Linked DNA regions of Homo sapiens: region 2 is linked to region 1. Evidence: chromatin loops called from intact Hi-C (ENCODE). Cell type or tissue: chondrocyte. All regions are shown on one strand. Each heading gives the region's core, and the rest is flanking DNA. Links, peaks and the distances in the headings are about the cores only.

What was found. Peaks named below come from ENCODE experiments on the same cell type or tissue, not always from the same donor. Only the 100,000 strongest peaks of a DNase experiment are listed, where the experiment ranks them.
Region 2: a loop joins it to region 1, with 4 times the contacts of the local background. A loop is called at or near these places in 105 of 110 quality-filtered maps.

What each region holds. Positions count from the first base shown.
Region 1 is chr19:3,483,190-3,488,561 of GRCh38, reverse strand. It overlaps SMIM44 (small integral membrane protein 44), which reads left to right and starts at 5,121. Exons shown (of 2, transcript NM_001395954.1): 1 at 5,121-5,360. The coding sequence starts at 5,159. It overlaps LOC105372246 (a long non-coding RNA gene), which reads right to left. Exons shown (of 5, transcript XR_936264.2): 1 at 5,276-5,372; 2 at 307-434. RefSeq lists silencers at 3,363-3,412, 3,423-3,472 and an enhancer at 4,805-5,343. In chondrocyte, for the core only: CTCF peaks have their summits at 3,160 and 3,372 (motif pointing right); no DNase peak of the experiment used is centred there.
Region 2 is chr19:3,325,095-3,330,466 of GRCh38, reverse strand. No RefSeq gene overlaps it. Among named protein-coding and RNA genes, the nearest start is that of NFIC, 39 kb to the left of the region's middle. In chondrocyte, for the core only: a CTCF peak has its summit at 3,320 (motif pointing left); no DNase peak of the experiment used is centred there.

The DNA of each region.
Region 1 (5,372 bases), core at 280-5,279:
TGTCTCCCAGGCTCAAGTGATCCTCCCACCTCAGCCTCCTGAGCAGCCAACATCCATTCTACTATGGTTCCGTGGGGCTCTCTCTCTTGCGATCTGTTCTGTCACTTTCTTGTTGGCCTCCAACCTCCCTCATCCTCACTCAGCTGATGACCTTGCTTTCGGCTTCAGTGAAAAAATCAAGCAGACCTTCCGCACACCCCACCAACAGCTGTGCCCGCCTGCCTGTCCCTGTGCCGTGCATGCTGCCTCCCCTCCTGCCTGCTAACGCTGGCTGATGAACTGTTGGTTCTGCTAGCCAAGACTTACCTAAGATCCTTGTGGCTGTGCAACAGATTACTCCAAACTTAGCAGCTTCAAACAGCTGGACTTGGGTCAAATCGTGTCCCCCGAAAAGGCTTGTCCAGGTGGTAACCCCTGGTACCCATGAATGTGACCTGATTTGGAAATAGAGTCTTTGCAGGTGTTGTTAAGGATCTCAGCATGAGATCATCCTGGATTTAGGGTAGACCCTACATCCAATGACCAGTGTCCTTACAGAGACAGAAAAGTGGACCTGAGCACAGAGGCACATGCCTATAGTCCCAGCTACTCTAGAGGCCAAGGCAGGATCGCTTATGCCCAGGAGTTCAAGACCAGCCTGGGCACCATAGTGAGACCCCCATCTCTTTAATTAAAAAAAAAAAAAAAAAGACAAGGCCGGATGCGGTGGCTCACACCTGTAATCCCAGCACTTTGGGAAGTCAAGGCAGGTGGATCACCTGAGGTCAGGAGTTCGAGACCAGCCTGGACAACATGGTGAAACCCCATCTCTACTGAAAATACAAAAATTAGCTGGGTGTGGTGGTGCATGCCTGTAATCCCAGCTACTCAGGAGGCTGAGGCAGGAGAATCACTTGAACCCAAGAGGCAGAGGTTGCAGTGAGCCGAAATCGTGTGCCATTGCGCTCCAGCCTGGGTGACAAGAGCAAGACTCCATCTTAAATAAAGAAGACAAGAAAACCCCCAGAGACAGAGGAAAGAAGACAGATACCTTTCCTGTGGGTCACGAGTCTGGGAGCAGCAAGCGTATCTGGATGTTTCTGGCTTTGGGTGTTTCATGAAGTTGCAATCAAGCTGTCGGCCAGGGCTGCCTCATCTGAAGGCTCAACTGGGGCCGAAGGAGCCACTTCCAAGGTGGCACCTTCCAATGTGACATTGGCTGCCTGAGCCACCTCTTTTCCTCACCAACTCCTCGTCCTTCTCATCAACTCACAGCCATTACTTCAGCCCTTCCCCCTTTTCTCTCCTGCCTCCTTGGTTTCCTCTCTTTACCCATCAACACAGACCAGCTGCAATGTTTTTAAAACAACAAGAAAAAGCTGGGCACAGTGGCTCACACCTGTAATCCCGGCATTTTGTGAGGCTGAGGCAGGTAGGTCACTTGAGGTCAGGAGTTGGAGACCAGCCTGTCCAACATGGTGAAATCCTGTCTCTGCTAAAAATACAGACATTAACTGGGCATGGTGGCACATGCTTGTAGTCCCAGCTACCTGGAAGGCTGAGGTATGAGAATTGCTTAAACCTGGGAAGTGGAGGTTGCAATGAGCCGAGATGGCCCCACTGCACTCCAGCCTGGGCAACAGAGGGAGAGGGAGTCTTAAAAGAACACCACCACCACCAACAAAACAAAACCCTGGAAAGTAGTCCCAGCTATTTGGGAGGCTGAAGCAGGAGAACCACTTGAACCCGGGAGGCAGAGGTTGCAGTGAGGAGATCATACCACTGCACTCCAGTCTGGGTGACACAGCGAGACTCTGTCTCAAAAACAAACAAAAATATAAAAAGCCACCCTCACCGGGCGCAGTGGCTCACGCCTATAATCCCAGCACTTTGGGAGGCTGCGGTGGGTGGATCAAGAGGTCAGGAGATCGAGACCATCCTGGCTAACACAGTGAAACCCCGTCTCTACTAAAAGTACAAAAAAAAAAATTAGCCGGGCGTGGTGGCGGGCGCCTGTAGTCCCAGCTACTTGGGAAGCTGAAGCAGGAGAATGGCGTGAACCCGGAAGGCAGAGCTTGCAGTGAGCTGAGATCGCGCCACTGCACTCCAGTCTGGGCGACAGAGAGAGACTCTGTCTCAAAATAAAATAAAATCATAAATAAAATAAAATAAAAAGCCACCCCCTTTTTTGTAGAGACAAGATCTAGCTGTGTCACCTAGGCTGGAGTACAGTGGCACAATCTTAGCTCACTCCAGCCTCCAGCTCCTGGGCTTAAGCAATCTTCCTGCCTCAGCCTCTCAAGTCCCTGGGACTACAGACATGAGCCACCACCTGGCAAGGGTCACACTTTTTTTTGTTTGTTTGTTTTTGAGATGGAGTTTCGCTCTGTTGCCCAGGCTGGAGTGTAGTGGCGGGATCTCGGCTCACTGCAACCTCCGCCTCCCGGGTTCAAGCGATTCTCCTGCCTTAGCCTCCCGAGTAGCTGGGATTATAGGCACATGTCACCACGCCTGGCTAATTTTTGTATTTTTAGTAGAGATGGGGTTTCACCATGTTGGTCAGGCTGGTCTTGAACTCCTGACCTCATGATCAGCGTTCCTCAGCCTCCCAAAGTGCTGGGATTACAGGCGTGAGCCACCACGCCCGCCCGGGAAGGCTCACACTTCTACACATTGTTGAATTTCCTCCTCCCAACACCCCAGGAAACTTTACCCACCCCATTGTAGAGAGAAGCCAGGGAACCCTGGAGAGCCAAGGTCATGCTGTGACGGGCAGAGCTGGGATTTGAACCCAGGTCTTCCTCACCACCACCTCCTACTGCCTTGTCCTGGCTTCCCTGGCCCCTGGCTACTTGGAATTCCTTGTGTTTCTCCCCAGGTTTCTCCTCTGCAATGTTCCTAACTCAGGAAATGGCAACACCATCATTGCAGGCATTTAGTCTAAAAACAGATTTTTTTAATGAAAAATCGATCCCAAGGCTGGGTGCGGTGGCACATGCCTGTAATCCCAGCACTTTGTGAGGCTGAGGCAGGAGGATCGCTTGAGCCCAGGAGTTAAAGAGCAGCCTGGGCAACATAGTGAGACCCTGTTCCTATAAAAAAAAATACAGAAAATTAGGTAGGTGTGGGGGCACAGACCTGTAGTCCCAGCTACTCAGGAGGCTGAGGCAGGAGGATCGCTTGAGCCTGGGCAGTCAAGGCTGCAGTGAGCCAAGATCCCACCACTGCACCACTGCACTCCAGCTTGGGTGACAGAGCAAGGCCCTGTCTCAAAAAAAAAAAAAAAAAAAAAAAATGTCCATCTCAAATCTGCCTACTTTCCTTCCACTAGGACCAGCTCAGTCCCCTCCTGGCTCCTCCTCTGGCCCCCATAGTCCGTTCTCCCCAAAGCAGCCACCAGGGGGCACCTGTGAGCACCTGGGTCCGGACCCATCCCTCCTCTGCCCACAGCCCTCCATGGCTCCCACATTCCTCAGGGTCTAGGCCGAAGTCTTCCTCACAGTCTACACGGCCCTGCAGGACCTGCCCTGACAGCTCCCCATCCTCCCCTCCCCCCCACTCCCCCGGCTCACTCTGCTCCAGCCACACTGGCCTCCTCACTGTTCCTCCAACACGCCAGGCACAGTCCTGCCCCAGGGCCTTTGCAGGGGCTGTGCCCTCTGCTTGGAACTCTCTTTCCCCTGGATCTCCCATGGCTGGTTCCCTTTTTCCTCCAGGTCTTTGCTCAAATGTCACCTCCTCAGTGATGCCTTGGCAGCCCAATTTTTTTTTTTTCTTGAGATAGTCTCACTCTGTCACCCAGGTTGTAGTACAGGGGTGCAATCATAGCTCACTGCAGCCTTGAACTCCTGGGCTCAAGCAATCCTCCCACCTCAGCCTCCTGAGTAGCTGGGACTACAGGCACTCACCACGCCTGGCTAGTTTTTAAAGTTTTTGTAGAGATGCAGTCTTGCTATGTTGCCCAGAGAGATCTTGAACTTCTGGATCAAGTGATCCTCTTGCCTCAGCCTCCCAAAGTGCTGGGACTATAGGCGTGAGCCACGGCGCCCAGCCACACCTCCCTTTCTAACCTAATATATCATTTACTCTAAGGTTATGTTTCTTTCTTAGCATCCATCTCCCTCCCTGGAATGTCAGGTTTTGGTCTTTCTTTTTTTTTTTTTTTTTTGTTACGGAGTTTCGCTATGTTGCCCAGGCTGGAGTGCAGTGGGATGATCTCGGCTCACTGCAACCTCCACCTCCCAGGTTCAAGCGATTCTCCTGACTCAGCCTCCCGAGTAGCTGGGACTACAGGCGCCCGCCACCACGCCCAGCTAGGTTTTGCATTTTTAGTAGAGACAGGGTTTCACCATGTTGGCCGGGCTGGTCTCAAACTCCTGTCTCAAGTGATCCGCCCACCTCGGCCTTCCAAAGTGCTGGGATTACAGGCGTGAGCTCCTGCGCCCGGCCTGGTCTTTCTTACTCATAGCTGTGTCCCAGCACCTAAGAGAGTGCCCAGCCATAGTCGCTGCTCAATACATATTCGATGAATGAATGAAGAGCCAGGCACGGTGGCGAGGACCTGTAGTTCCTGCTACTTGGGAGACTGAGGCGGGGGGATCGCTTGAGCCCAGGAGGTTGAGGGTGCAGTGAGCTATGATCGCGTCACTGCACTCCAGCACTCAGGGCGACAGAGCGAGACCCTGTCTCAAAAATAATAATAATATTAGCCAGGCATAGTGGCGGGCACCTGTAATCCCAGCTACTCCGGAGGCTGAGGTGGGAGAATCACTTGCACCCGGGAGGCAGAGGTTGCAGTGAGCTGAGATCTCGCCTTTGCACTCCAGCCTGGGTGACAAGAGTGAAACTCCGTCTCAAGAAAAATTAAATAAATAAAATAAAATAATAAGAATTAAAAAGATGAATGAATGAAGAGAGTGAGCCGGCCATGAGGAAATCTGGGCAGGGCGTTCCTGGGAGAAGGAAGCGCAGGTGCGGAGGCCCCGAGGTGGGGACGGCTGGGCAGAGTCGTGGCTGGAGCTGAGCAGGTAGGTTGCGGGTGGGCGGAAGTGATTTACAATGTGATTAACCCAGGCAGATGGTGGCCGTGGGGCAGCCGCCCAATCCTCTTAGCTCAAAGCCCCTTAATACTTCCGCTGTGTGGGTCACCTCCGGGCCTCCCCTGTGCCGGGCGGACACCATGCCGGGGCTGGCGGCCGAGGGGGAGGCCGAGGGCTGGAGCCCGTCCCCGCCGCTGTACGAGGAGTACCGGCCGCCGCCCCTGGACAGCATCCGCCTGCCCAGGTACGTGCTGTACCTGCTGCTGGCCGCGCTGGTGGTGGTGGCCGTCGCCTACGCCATCGTCGGGCACCTCATCAAAGACCTCGCCCACGACCTGGCCGGTGAGCTGCCCC
Region 2 (5,372 bases), core at 215-5,214, 160 kb after region 1:
CACGTGAACAACACTGGAGCTGTCAAACCATGGCCCCGGATCAAATCCAGACTGTGATGTTTGATTGCATGGGGCCATGGGGCGAGACCATGCTGCCCGGTTGTTTGCTCCAACAGGCATCTGCATGTTTTGCTCTGAAGGTATTCTGCAGATGTGCTGAATGTCTAGAGTCAGCTGCCTTTAAGTGAAGGAAACGACCCTCTGTAATGTGAGTGGGCCTCGTCCAATCAGTTGAAGGATGTAAGAGCAAAATTCGGGTTTTCCCAGAGAAGAAGGAATTCTGCCTCAAGACTGGGACATAAAAATCCTCATTTCTTCAGGCACGGTGGCTCATGCCTGTAATCCCAGCACTTTGGGAAGCCGAGGCAGATGATTGCCTGAGCTCAGGAGTTCGAGACCAGCCTGGGCAACACAGTGAAACCCCGTCTTTCCTGAAATACAAAAAAATTAGCCGGGCGTGGCGGCGTGTGCCTGTAGTCCCAGCTACTCGGGAGGCTAAGCTGGAGAATCGCTTGAACCCGGGAGGTGGAGCTTGCAGTGAGCAGAGATCGCGCCACTGCACTCCAGGCTGGGTAACACAGCGAGACTCCATAAAAAAAAAAAAAGAAAAAAAAAAAGTCCTCGTTTCCAGACTGTGGGGACTGCCCTACAGTTTTTGGACCCAACACTGCAACACTGACTCTATTTCTGTTTTTTTTTTTGTTTTTGTTTTTGGTTTTCTTTTTTTTTTGGAGACGGGGACTCATTCTGTTGCCCAAGGTGGAGTTCAGTGGTGCAATCTCGGCTCACTGCAACCTCTGCCTCCTGGGTTTCAAACAATTCTTGTGCCTTGGCTGCCCGGTTAATTTTTGTATTTTTAGTAGAGACAGGGTTTCGCCATGTTGACCAGGCTGGTCTTGAACTCCTGACCTCGTGATCTGCCCGCCTTGGCCTCCCAAAGTGCTGGGATTACAGGCGTGGGCCACCGCGCCCGGCCTGCAACATTGACTCTTACCTGAATGTCTAGCCTGCTGCCCTGTTCTATAAATTTTAGACTGGCTAGCCCCCATATCAAGCAAATCAATTTTTTTTCTTTTTCTTTTCTTTTCTTTCTTTTTTTTTTTTTAGACGGGATCTTGTGCTGTCACCCAGGCTTGAGTGCAGTGGTGTGATCACAGCTCACTGCAGCCTTGAGTTCCTGGGTTCAACTCTGCCTCAGCTTCCCAACTAGCTGGGACTACAGGTGTGTACCACCACACCTGGCAAATGTATTTTATTTATTTATTAATTTGTTTGTTTGTTTGTTTTTAGAGATGAGGATACCATGCTGCCCAGGGTGGTCTCAAACTCTTGGGCTCAAGAGATCCTCCTGCCCCAGCCTCCCAAAGTGCTGGGATTATAGGCGTGAGCCACTGCACTCCACAATTCCTTAAAATCACTCTCTCTCTGTCTCTCTGTCTCTCACACACACAAACACTCCCCATTGGTTCTGTTTGAGAACCCTGACTAACACACAGCCCATCACTTATTTTTATAAATAAAGTTTTATTGGTATACACACCCACACCCACTCACTTACATATTGTCTGTGGCTGCCTATTGACTACAGGGACAGAGGTGAGTAGCTGCAATGGGGACTGCCTGGTCCACAAAGCCTAAAATATTTACGATACGGCCTTTTACAAGAAAAAATTTGCTGATATTCAACCTACAAAAACATTTAACAACACAGATGAATCTTACAAGCTTTACGTTGAGGACAAAAAGCCTGTCATTATGGGATTTAGTGTAATGTAGTTCACAGTGGGCAGTACTGATTGATTAATTTACTTTGTTATTTATGTTTGAGATAAACATATGTTCACGTTTTGGGTCTCACTGTGTTGCCCAGGCGGATCTTTAACTCCTGGCCTCAAGTGATCCTTCTGCTTCAGCCTCCGAAAGTGCTGGGGTTACAGATGTCAGCCACTGTGCCCTGTACTAATTTATGAAGACAGAAATCGGGCCAGTGCTTAACCATGGGAAAGTTAGAGACCAAGGGGGAGGATCAGGGTGACTTTGTGGGTGGTGGGGGAAGCAGAAATATTATTTTTCTTGATGAGTTCAGGGACCTGATTACACAAATCATAAATGTGTTTGGTTTGGGACAATTTTTGAGCTGTACCTTTATACTAGATATACTTTCCTATTTGTAGGTTGAATATCTATCAAAAGTTAATACAGGGCCGGGTGTGGTGGCTCACACCTGTAATCCCAGCACTTTGGGAAGCCAAGGCGGGTGGATCACTTGAGGTCAGGAGTTCGAGAACAGCCTGGGAAACATGGTGAAACCCCATCTGTACTAAAAAATATAAAAATTAGCCAGGCATGGTGGTGTGCGCATGTAGTCCCAGCTACTTGGGAGGCTGAGGCACAAGAATTGCTTGAACCTGGGAGACGGAAGTTTCAGTGAGCCGAGATTGCACCACCATACTCCAGCCTGGGTGACAGAGCCAGACTCCATCTTAAAAACAAAAAACAAAAAACAAAAAACAGTTAATATGGGCACGGTAGCTCATACCTGTAATGCCAGCACTTTGGGAGGCTGAGGCTGGGGGATCACTTGAGGTCAGGAGTTTGAGACCAGCCTGGACAACATGGCAAAATCCTGTATCTAGGCCGGGCGCGGTGGCTCACACCTGTAATCCCAGCACTTTGGGAGGCCGAGGCATGCGGATCACGAGGTCAGGAGATCGAGACCATCCTGGCTAACACGGTGAAACCCCGTCTCTACTAAATATACAAAAAATTAGCTGGGCGTGGTGGCGGGCGCCTGTGGTCCCAGCTACTCGGGAGGCTGAGGCAGGAGAATGGCGTGAACCCAGGAGGCGGAGCTTGCAGTGAGCCGAGATCGTGCCACTGCACTCCAGCCTGGGCGACAGAGGGAGACTCCGTCTAAAAAAAAAAACAAAAACAAACAAAAAAAATTAGCCGGGCGTGGTGGCAGGCACCTGTAATCCCACCTACTCCAGAGGCTGAGGCAGGAGAATCGTTTGAACCCAGGAGGTGGGGGTTGCAATGAGCCAAGATTGCACCATTGCACTCCAGCCTGGGAGACAGAGTGAGACTCCGTCTCAAAAAATAAAAAAATTTAAAAAGAAAGAAAGAAAGAGAGAGAGAGAAAGAAAAAAGAAAGAAGGAAGGAAAAGAAAGAAAGAGAAAAAGAAAAAGAAGAAAACGGATAGAAATGCATGGGGTAAATAAAAGGGAAAAGAAAGGAACCGAAGAATGAAAATCACAGGATAAACCCTTCAATAATTTGAGACGGTCATAGAAGAAGCTTTCATGGTCATGTGCTTCCCTCTAGTGACAACCACAAGCATCGCGGCCGTTCATCACTTAAATTTCAGAGGGCTGCCCATCAGAATGGCTAATAATGCTGCAGCGATTTATTGCACGGATGCATCGCTTACAAAAAAAAAGAAAAGTGCCTCTCAATGCTTATTCTGTTTATTTCCAGTCTTTTCCCGCCACAAACTAGGTGGCACTGAATATTCTTTTTTCTTTTTTTTTGATGGAGCCTGGCTCTGCCCAGGCTGGGTGGAGTGCAGTGGTGCCATCCCGGCTCACTGCAACCTCCACCTCCCAGGTTCTAGCGATTCTCCTGCCTCAGCCTCCCGAGTAGCTGGGATTACAGTCGCCTGCCACCACACCCAGATAATTTTTGTGTTTTTAGTGGAGATGGGATTTCGCCATGTTGGCCAGGCCGGTCTCAAATTCCTGGCCTCAGGTGATCCGCCCACCTTGGCCTCCCAAAGTGCTGGGATTACAGGTGTGAGCCACAGCACTCAGTCTTAATATACACACACACACACACACACACACACACACACACACACATATACATATACATATATATATTTATTTATTTATTTTATTTTGAGACAGAGTGTCACTCTTGTTGCCCAGGCTGGAGTTCAATGGCATAATCGTGGCTCACTGCAACTTCTGCCTCCCAGGTTCAAGTGATTCTCCTGCCTCAGCCTCCCGAGTAGTTGGGATTACAGGTGCCCACCACTATGCCCAGCTAATTTTTGTATCTTTAGTAGAGACAGGGTTTCACCATGTTGACCAGGCTGGTCTCGAACTCCTGACCTCAGGTGATCCACCCACCTCGGCCTCCCAAAATGCTGAGATTACAGGCATGAGCAACCGCACCCCATATTTATAGAGCCACGATCTCCCTATGTTGCCCCGGCTGGTCTTGAGCTCCTCGCCTCAAGCAGTCTTCCTGTGTCAGTCTTCCAAAGTGTTGGGATTATCGGTGTGAGCCACTACACCTAGCCTTATTGTAGTTTTAACTTGAATCTACCTTCCTATGAATCAGGGTGAACATTTTCTCATATATTTTAATTAATTTATTTATCTATTTTTTATTATTTATTTTTGAGACAGGGTCTCTCTCTGTTGCCCAACACTGGAGTGTAATAGCGTGATCTCGACTTACTGTAACCTCCGCCTCCCGGGTTTAAGTGATTCTCCTGCGTCAGCCTCCTGAGCAGCTGGGACTACAGTCATGAGCCACTATACCTGGCTAATCTCTGTATTTTTTGTGGAGACAGGGTTTCACCATGTTTCCCAGGCTGGTCTCAAACTCCTGAGCTCAAGGAATCCTCCCAACTCGGCCACCCAAAGTCCTGGGATTACAGGTGTGAGGCACTGTGCCCAGCCATTTTCTCACAGATTTAAAGTCCATTTTTATTACTTTTAGGTATTTTCTGTGGTGATGTGTTCATATCCTTTGCATATTTTTTCAGTTGATCTTTTCTTATTGATTTGTAGGAACTCTTTACATATTTGTTGCCCAGTAAAATTCTTTTGCAAGTACATTGCAAATATTTCTATAATGTTTGCTGTTGTTGAGGATATATATATAATGTGTGTGTGTGTACACATAATTGGATTAGAAACCAAAGTATAACATTAATCTGTACAAATCCATACTGATAGAGATTTTTTTTTTTTAGATGGGAGTCTCACTCTTGTCACCCAGGCTAGAGTGCAGCAGCACGATCTCGGCTCACTACAACTTTCACCTCCCAGGTTCAAGTGATTCTCCTGCTTCAGCCCCCCAAGTAGATGGGATTACACTTGCCTGCCACCACACCCAGCTAATTTTTGTATTTTTAAGCTAATTTTTGTATTTTTAGTAGAGATGGGGTTTCACCATGTTGGTCAGGCTGCTCTCAAACTCCTGACCTCAGGTGATCCACCTGCCTCGGCCTCCCAAACTGCTGGGACTACAGGTGTGAGCTACTGCGCCTGGTCCTTCAGTGCCAATTATGAGCCATGCTCTCTGATGTGGGGTGCTAGAGGCCCTGAGAAGGCTAGGACAGAAGTATCTCCCTCCCTGC